Linked DNA regions of Homo sapiens: region 2 is linked to region 1. The links are chromatin loops, found by intact Hi-C in ENCODE. Cell type or tissue: psoas muscle. All regions are shown on one strand. Each heading gives the region's core, and the rest is flanking DNA. Links, peaks and the distances in the headings are about the cores only. Region 1 overlaps ADAMTS9-AS2 (ADAMTS9 antisense RNA 2). Region 2 overlaps ADAMTS9-AS2 (ADAMTS9 antisense RNA 2).

Region 1 (4,400 bases), core at 155-4,154:
GAATCTGCCTGTGGAAGTCAAAGTGGAAAGGGTTGCTGCTTTTGAGCTATTGTGAAGTGGTGGGAGGGGGTTATGTAGAATCAGAAAGAAAGTTGCAGCACCGGATGTGCATGGTGTGGCTCATGACAACGTGGTGGACTGAGATAGATGACAGATGGTGGAGGTGTATGCATTTTGTGTATTCCTATCAGGTGCAGTTCAGCTGGGTACAGTTTTCTGCATTCATCTAGTGTTTCTAGGGGATGAAATTGTGTATAAGCAAACGTGAAATCCAGTTATGTTCAAATTGTTCCCTAATATATCAATACCGTTGGAACAAATTCATGATTTCAAAACAAGTCTTATAGCAGAACTGACTTTACGTACTTAATTGCACTGAATGGACTGGACGAAAACTGTAATCTACAGCACCAGTGATTCTTAAAAGTATAGCAGACGTTATTAGCAAAGAGATTTTTAACCCATAGAAATTACCAAACAGAAATGTTTTAGGGAAATAAGTAGGGCCCCCTTTACACAAACTCTTTCACATGCCACTGTCACAAGACTTTTCCATGACCTGGCAAGTGGCTCATACTATTAATAACAAAGTCTACTTAAAATCTTGTATAATGCTGAAACAGTTAAGGGCAAATTATATGATACGTAACATTTGCTTCAAAATAATCTGGGTTTGGACAGTACGTGGGAGGTGCTAATAGGAAACAAGATTGGCCATGAGTTGAATGAAATTAGGAAATGAAAACATAAGGCTTGGTTATCATCTTCTCCCTACTTTTGAATAATAAATAGAAAAAGAAGAGTAATCCATTTAAAAATCATGTATAAGCAGTGGATTTGCAAGCAGGTTCGTATAAATACTGATTTTAAAATAGAGATGCCATTTTTGAACGTACGGTTTGTGTGTTGCCACTGTAATGAAATATCATGCTAAAGACATGGGCTGGGCTGAAAGTATTTAAAGCATGCTTACTTTCTTCAGGTTCCAAAAGATGGGCTATGCTGAGTAGAGCATGATGTTTAACAAAGGCAGTTGTCAAAGGCAAAAAATTAACATTCAAGTCACGGTCAGTGACAAGACAAAATACTTGGAGTGGAGTTTCACCGAGCTGAGAATATAAGAAGCCCTAACAGGGGAGGTGAGACTGAGTCAGGACGTATGTTGATTCTCTCCGTGGGAAACTTGACTAAGCAGAGAATCCCTGGTTATGAGCATGGATGAGCGTTAGAGCTTGACCTTGCCAGGGAGGCCTGGTTTCACTAAGTGGCCTTGGGCACTAATCTAATCACTGTGAGAAATTTTATTTCCCTTCAGGTTTGTGAAAACTGGATTCTCCTTGTAATGAAAAAAAAGTGAGATGTAAAGAAACAACAAAATGGATGCTTGTGATAATAAAGACATAAATTGGAATAAACTCGCAAAAACTCCTAAGTGATTTTGAGTCGCTCTATGGAGGATCTGATGAAAACTAGAAATACTCTCCCCAGAAAAAATACACATGTGAATTCACAAAACGCTTGCCTGTCTATGAATTCACAGACCCTTTAGTATCCATTCGGGACACTGGGTTGAGAACTGGAATTAGAAGCTGTGATTGGTCCAATCCAAGGTTGCAGTGAGGGGGATACAGGTTACATGTGCAGCTGTTGCTTCTGATGTGTTTCTCCAGCCTGAACTACTTCTACTCTCCACGTTCTGCTCCATTCTTTAAAGACCCCCTGCTTTTGGGAGGCCTTTCTCAGCCTGTGCTATCTACAGAAGTTTTTCCTCTGAACTCACAGTAACTCTCAGTGTTGCTATTTTGGTCCTTAAGCATACATTCTCTTTGAATGCTTATCTCTGGATGCCTGAGAGAGAGAGAGAGAGAGTGTGTGTGTGTGTGTGTTTGTGTGTGTGTCACCTGTCTAACTTGACTGCAAGCAACTTGAGAGCAAGACCATTTATCATACTTCCTGGTATAGCCTCCAGTATCATGTAGAGAACTAACAGACGGGCAGACATGTGGTTACAAAGTAGGTTCCCCTACTTTATAGGGGATATATATATCTCATATATATATATAAATTCATTCCAATATAGAATGAATTAATGAATTCATTCCTCATTATGGAATGAATTAATGAATCTTCTACTCCTTTCCTTACTCCTTCCCCTAGTACTTTAAGCTTAGTGCTCTCTGTCACTTTTGTCTGGAGCACTTTTCTCTACCAGAAATCCATAAGAAACTCCCATGGGGGTCCTGAGGATGAAAGCTCAGAGCTCTCAGGGAAGTCCTCCATCTTCCAGTTTCTTCCTCTCTCTGCCTCTGCCCTGCTCCCTGGTTCCATTTCCATCAGCCTCTGGAAGACCTCTGTCAGGTACCTATGCGCAGCACATCACATGGCAATGATTCCCTGTGACATTGCTAAGAATACATAAGGTGCCTTGAGTACGGGGTGCTCAGATGAACAGGTTTACTTGCTTATTCATTTATTTTAATGTGCATTTGTAACATTGTAACCATATATCCTGCCCATAATTTCCCAGAGAATATTGATTAGGATGAATCTAAATTTTAAAATGAGAGAATAAAGAAAAATAGTAAGTAAATAATAGTTTGCTTTCTACGGTTTTATATCAGAATTTGTGCAGGTGGGGTGAATGTTCATATTTTCTGAGCACCAGGTGGGCCATTAACAGGCAGATGTGTTCTTAACATAAATGTCTTCATGTCCTTCTCCCTTCCTAGGAGGCAGCCCTAGGATGGCAGGGACAGGGTCTGAACCAGCCATGTAACTCCGAGAACTGGTGCTCAGGGATGGTTGGCTGAATTGAGTCATGCTGTATTGAATTTAAAAATTCTGTCTCAACATTAGCTTTCCCTCCTCAAAGCACTATTGTGTCTATTCCCTGGAACAGAGGGAAAGCAGGAAGATGGGAAGGAAAATCACAGCTCTGCTTCTCCTCAACACATCTCCAAGTGGTCCAAACAGACCACTGCAGAAGCCTAGCCTAATTGAATCGCACTGTTTGCCCTTGTTTATCTTCTTCTTCTTTTTTCTATCCAGCTCTAAAGCCTACTTATGGATGTGTAAAGAGCTTTCTTTGACTTTAACACAATTAGCCAAGGATTCTCAGAGCCTCTTCATCACAAGGGCAGGTTTCACCCACCCAAGCATTTGCTAACATCACAGAACAATGATGATTACCTAGCTAATGGTGGAGGGGCGGGGGTTACGGAAAGAGAGGAAAAGCAAAACATCAAAATTGCACAGAGGGAAAACTTAGCCAACTAACACCTGCCAGAAGAGACTAGAGGGTGGGGCTGGAGTAAGCAGGTTCCGCTAGACTCTTCCCTAGGGAGGCTGCTAAAGCTTCCCAACTCTGAAGGTCTTTGTGTGAGAGGTGAGGGGTGGGTGGAAGTGAGTGAGTCCTGCCTGGGAGGCAAACAAAGAAAGGAAAAGGGAAAGGCAAGGGTGCTTCCACTTCTCAAGGTAACATACTTGAATGAATCCAGCATTGAAATTAGCCCTAATCACTGGTGATTCATTTTGAAAAATCACAAAGGGCTTTTTCCCCCTCCGTTTCCGCTTTAGGGATTTCCCAGGCTAAAAGGGCAGCCCAGTTTGAGTCACTGGTTTTAAGAAATCAAGAAATGATAACGTGAAACAGATCAACTGCACTCCTGAGGGCTGTTAACCCCGTGTTCACAAGAATTATTTTAAAAATCGTTTATCTACAATCAAATCTGAATCCCTGTAAGTCCATGTACTAAGGTATTCCTGCCTTCTTTTTTGCACTGCAAAAAAGTTTGAATGGTCAGAGGCTCCACCTAGAAAAAGTGACAAGTTGAAATTATAATCACTTCTGTTTGTTACTTGTTACCGGGTATAATAAGGACCAGCTCTCCTTTATGGGGTATATGGTTAGGTATCTTTAATAGAGAGATTTCACTAGAGCATCAGTATCATTTCACTTTTATTTGACTAAAAAATAACAATGACCGTTTTTGAGTACCTAGTATAATCTAGGTCCTTAACATACGTCATTTCCTTTATTTCTCACAAGAATCCGATGAACTAAGTAACACTTCCTTGCTGAACAGTTAAGAAAACTGAGACCTAGTTAATAAGTGGCCCAGCCAAGATATGAACCTCAAGTTTTATCTGTTTCAAACTACATGTCTTTCCATTCCCCTTATTGTGTTTCTAGAAACTATAGAAAAGACTTAGGAAAAGCAAGAAGGAGTGGGACTCCGCACAGCAGTCAAGGGAAACACGACTTATCACACAGATCCGTAACATATGACACATCTTTTGCTATGAGATAACTGACCAAACTCATGCCCGAATTCACATGTGCCAGTCAGTCTCCACGAGTCTCCTTGGGCATGCGCCTCAGTGACCCCTATACGTTCCCC
Region 2 (4,400 bases), core at 211-4,210, 180 kb before region 1:
TTTATCACATTTGCAAAGCCCTGGGTTGAATAGTCATTCATATGTAACTTCTGCATATTAGAGTTTCTAAGCTGTTTTCTTCCTTGCCAGTTCTTCTTGTGTCTCCAGTGGTTTTATGTTCATTTTTTAAGGGATCAGTGAGAGGACATAGATAAGGCTCTTTGCAAAGTGCAAATCCCTATGCAAATGTGAGGGTTTTAAATCGCTATTTCATCACTAGGTATACAGTATCCTTCTGCCCAGTAAACTGCTTCTTGGTTGTGATGGGTCAAGAAATTGACTTACTAGTCTACTGACTTCTCAGCACTTCCCAGCTTCTTTAGAAGTTTTCTGGGAAAGGAAGGAAACCATGAACGAGGTCCACTCTGGAAATCTGTCTTCTCACTCCATGCCCTGCCAGTCAGGGCATACCCAAAATATGGGCTTTGGCACAGATAAAACTTGAGACTCCTATTTCTTGCAGGGCTGAGTTCAGATTCCCAGATGTCACATACCAGTGTGTGACCATGAGCATGTTACTTCACCTCATTGAGCTTTAGTCATCCTATCCATAAAATAAGGACAATAAGAATATTCTCCCTCCTTCTATCAGGTGAGATAATACAGGGAAAGCTGATGAGTATCAGATTTAAAAAACTAGGTACTTAAATGCAGTAACGCATATGGCATAAGTAGTCAGTTAACATTATCTGCAATCATATCATCATTATTGCTTATCATTATCATTAGCACAAGGTCTTGGGCAATTTCAGGCGTCACTAGCTGCAATCCACTCCATTGTCTCCTACTCAGAAAGCAATGATTCACAATGCAAAGAAGTGAAAGTGTGCTTGGTCTGAATAACCTTGTTTCTGGCCCAGTTTATTTTTTCCAATAGAAGCCTTTATATACATTGATGCCGTAAGTAAAATTTGTAATGCATTTCTTTTGCTGATCTTTACACAGCTGATTGGGAGCCACCAGGGTTGTAATGACACCATGTTCACACAGGTGTACTGGTCTGGGACAGTCACCCGATTGCTACCAACTGCCCTGTGTCCTTCTGTATGGCTGCCAAGTACCTGCTCTGTGATTGACAGCTCAAGTTCCTAGGCATGAAAAAAGACTGGTCTTCAATAATAATAATTTTTAAATAATCATTATGATACTAATGGGAGCAGCTATCCTCTACTGGTGGCTACTCTATCTAGACTTTGTGCCACATTTGTGTGATTTTCTATAGCAATCTTGTAAGTTGAGTCCTTGTACTGCCTCATAGTTGAGGAAACTGAGGTAAGAAAAGATGAAGTAAACTACCCATGAAAATACAAATAGGATATAGCAAATCTAATATTTGAACCCAAGTAGTCTAACTTTAGAGTCTGTGCTCAGCCAATAGTCTATGTTTGCTTTGCCATTTCCCTACCCACCTCCATATTCTTTTTCCTACATGTTAAAGAATGATAAGGGATGCTGTAATGATAGGAACTCACATTCCTTGGGCACATAGTATGTGCTGGGAACTCCCCCCCACCTTTCTCCTTTTACACTTCTTCTTTTTTTTTTTTAATGTTCCCACAAAACTTTATTTACTGACACAAAAATTCCTCTTTTATATTAAAAGAGCCCTAGGAGGGGAGGAAAGGCGTTCACAGTGTCAACAGATGAGGGAATGGAGGCTCTGAGAGGCTGGATTACCTAAAGTTTTCAAGGAGCTCTCTGGCTGCATAACCCAAACACATTCTATTTTCCACCACAGATATTCCCCAACTAACTTACAGTTATAAGGCTGTAAAATAGATGTGTGGCTAAACCAAGATACATGGTAAAGACTTTATGTTCTGTGATCGGAGAGCCCATGGCCACAAACTGTCCAAATTGTGTTGACTCAATGAACAACAGAATGAAAATATTTTCTCCTGAAAGGGAGAAATAATAACATTTTTAGCCAGAGCCAAGGCTTATACACCATGGCACTCTTTTAAGCTTCTCCAAGCTCTATACAGAGCCCTTGATGGTTTTCTGATAGGAAATGTCCCCGACACTGACATCCTATTGCATGACAAGAAGACAACAGTGGCAAGAAGGGGCTTTCCCGAATGTGACTCCAAGATGTCATTGAGATGTTGTCAGGTTCTAAAATAGTCACTTCCATCCGAAGTCTTACAGGGTAATTATAGCTTTGCCATTATTCCTGGCCTGGCTGTGATCCACGACTCTGCTCTCATTACCTCCTGCTTCTTCATCTTGGGTCTGATAGAGCCCTTTCATCCAGATGTGGGGACCAGCTGAACATTCTGAGCAAGTTCTGCAGACCAGCTCTCCCCTAGACACCTCTGAATGTCTTGGGGCAAGTCATGAGCAAAGAGAGTTAAGGAGCCAACCTTTAAACAAGAACAGAAGGAACCAGAGCAAATGGAACATGCCGGGTGGGGCAGAAGTGTGTTGTTAATTTTTTCTCCAGGTTTGGGTGTGTATTTATAGGCTGTTAGAAGGAGTACAGGGTTTTAGGTAGATAAACTTCTCTATTGAAAGGGAGAGGAAAAACATTTTCCCTGCCTTCCCCCCATTTCTTTTTAAGGCCACAGTTGAAGTCATACTCACCTTCCACTGTGAGGCACGGTGATGTTTTTCCAATTGTCTGGAGTCAGGTCTGCCACACTTCCTTGACTGTATTCCTTCTTCCTGTCAGAGACAGGTTCCTGTGGTCAGGCACGCAGCAGGCTCCAGCCCAGCGTGCCAACTCAGAAGTCAGGAGCCACGATGTCCCTCAGACACTGATCTGTCGCACGGGGCTCAGACTTCTGAACTGGGACGTGACTGGGGAGACAGAATAAGCCCACACACACCGTGACTGAATTCATGGAGTCCTTTGCCTCTCTGCCACCCTACAATGGTACAGTCACATGGCTCTTAATGACAGGGATATGTTTTGAGAAATGTGTCATTAGGTGATTTTGAGGTTCAGCCAACATCAAAGAGTGTACTTAACAAACCTAGATGGGATAGCCTACTATCCTAATAGTATAGCCTAATGTTCCTAGGCTACAAACCTGTACAACATGGTACTCTCCTGGATACAGTAGGCAATTGTAACACAAGGATAATTATCTGTGTATCTAATCATAGAAAAGATACAGTAAAAATTTGGTATTATAATCTTATGAGACCAACATCATATATGTAGTCCGTCGTGGCTGAAACATCATTATGTGATGCATGACTGTATTTGATTTTCTTTAAATAGTATTCTGGATCTTTAGAGGGGTCTTGACCATGAGTCCATGCAGAGAGAGGAGCCTGAGCTTTATCTCCCAGAACCTTAGTTTCCTTATCTGCAAAATGGGAATAATGGGAATAATTATATCATGGGAAATGGTTGTGAGTAATTGTTTGAGATAATGATAGTAAAGCAGCCAGCACTGCTCATGGTAGCAATGATGTACAGGTTGAGTGTTCCTTATTCAAAATACTTGGGACCAGAACTGTTGCTAATTTCAGATTTTTTCAGATTTTGGAATATTTGTGTATACATAATGAGATCTCTTGGGGATGGTAGCCAAGTCTAAACATGATTTTTTTATGTTTTACATGCACCTTATACTCATTGCCTGAAGGTAATTTTATACAATATTTTTCATTGTTTTGTGCATAAAATAAAGTTTTGACTATATTTTGACTGAGGTCTGTCACATGAGGTCAGGTGTGGAATTTTCCACTTGTGGCATCATATTGGTGCTCAAAAATGTTCAGATTTTAGAGCATTTTGGATCTTGAATTTCAGATTAGGGATATTCAATCTGTACTTCATCACTACCATAGGCAGTGCTTGTGGCTTTACTGGTATTATCTCAAATAAATCCTCACTGCCACTTCCCATAATATAATTGTTCTCATTACTCCCATTTTACAGATAAGGAAGCCAAGGTTCAGGGAGATAAAGAAACTTGTCCCAGGTTACACGGTATCTTGGTTTATATTCTGCCTTGAAGCAGAACTCATGACAAGGATTCAAGTGAAAAGAGCTTATTTGAGATGTTCAGAAGTACCAGTAGGGCCATGGGAAAGTTAGACATGGAAGAGAAGGTTGCTAATGTAGGGCATAATATACCAGTGAGAAACCAGAGTGTCAATCCACAGGGAAACTCTGGAAAACAGTGTAAGAACAGATACCCCAGAGTCACCCCTTCCAAAGGATGAGAAATCTGGAGTATATTTTTACACCAGCTTCTGCCAGTCCATTGGTTAAGGGTGGATGATGTGGAAGTGGTGTGTTCATTCTTCGGTTTGGACAAAACTCCTACCAGGGATTCCTAGAAAGCCCCCAGCCTGAGAGATCCAGATACTGGCAGTTGGAAGCCAGCCAGCCTGCACCAAAGCAGTGAACATCAAAGAATTTGTTAAGAACCAACACTTCCTGC

What was found. Peaks named below come from ENCODE experiments on the same cell type or tissue, not always from the same donor. Only the 100,000 strongest peaks of a DNase experiment are listed, where the experiment ranks them.
Region 2: it touches region 1 in a loop (2.3-fold over the local background); 2 of 110 quality-filtered maps call a loop at or near these places.

Annotation. Positions count from the first base shown.
Region 1 is chr3:64,905,038-64,909,437 of GRCh38, forward strand. All of the region lies in intron 4 of ADAMTS9-AS2 (ADAMTS9 antisense RNA 2), which reads left to right. All of the region lies in intron 2 of LOC105377124 (a long non-coding RNA gene), which reads right to left. Among named protein-coding and RNA genes, the nearest start is that of ADAMTS9, 220 kb to the left of the region's middle. In psoas muscle, for the core only: no CTCF peak of the experiment used is centred there; no DNase peak of the experiment used is centred there; H3K27ac peaks cover 919 bases.
Region 2 is chr3:64,726,487-64,730,886 of GRCh38, forward strand. The region is part of intron 1 of ADAMTS9-AS2 (ADAMTS9 antisense RNA 2); the gene reads left to right. Among named protein-coding and RNA genes, the nearest start is that of ADAMTS9, 41 kb to the left of the region's middle. In psoas muscle, for the core only: no CTCF peak of the experiment used is centred there; a DNase peak (open chromatin) is centred at 2,205; H3K27ac peaks cover 2,183 bases.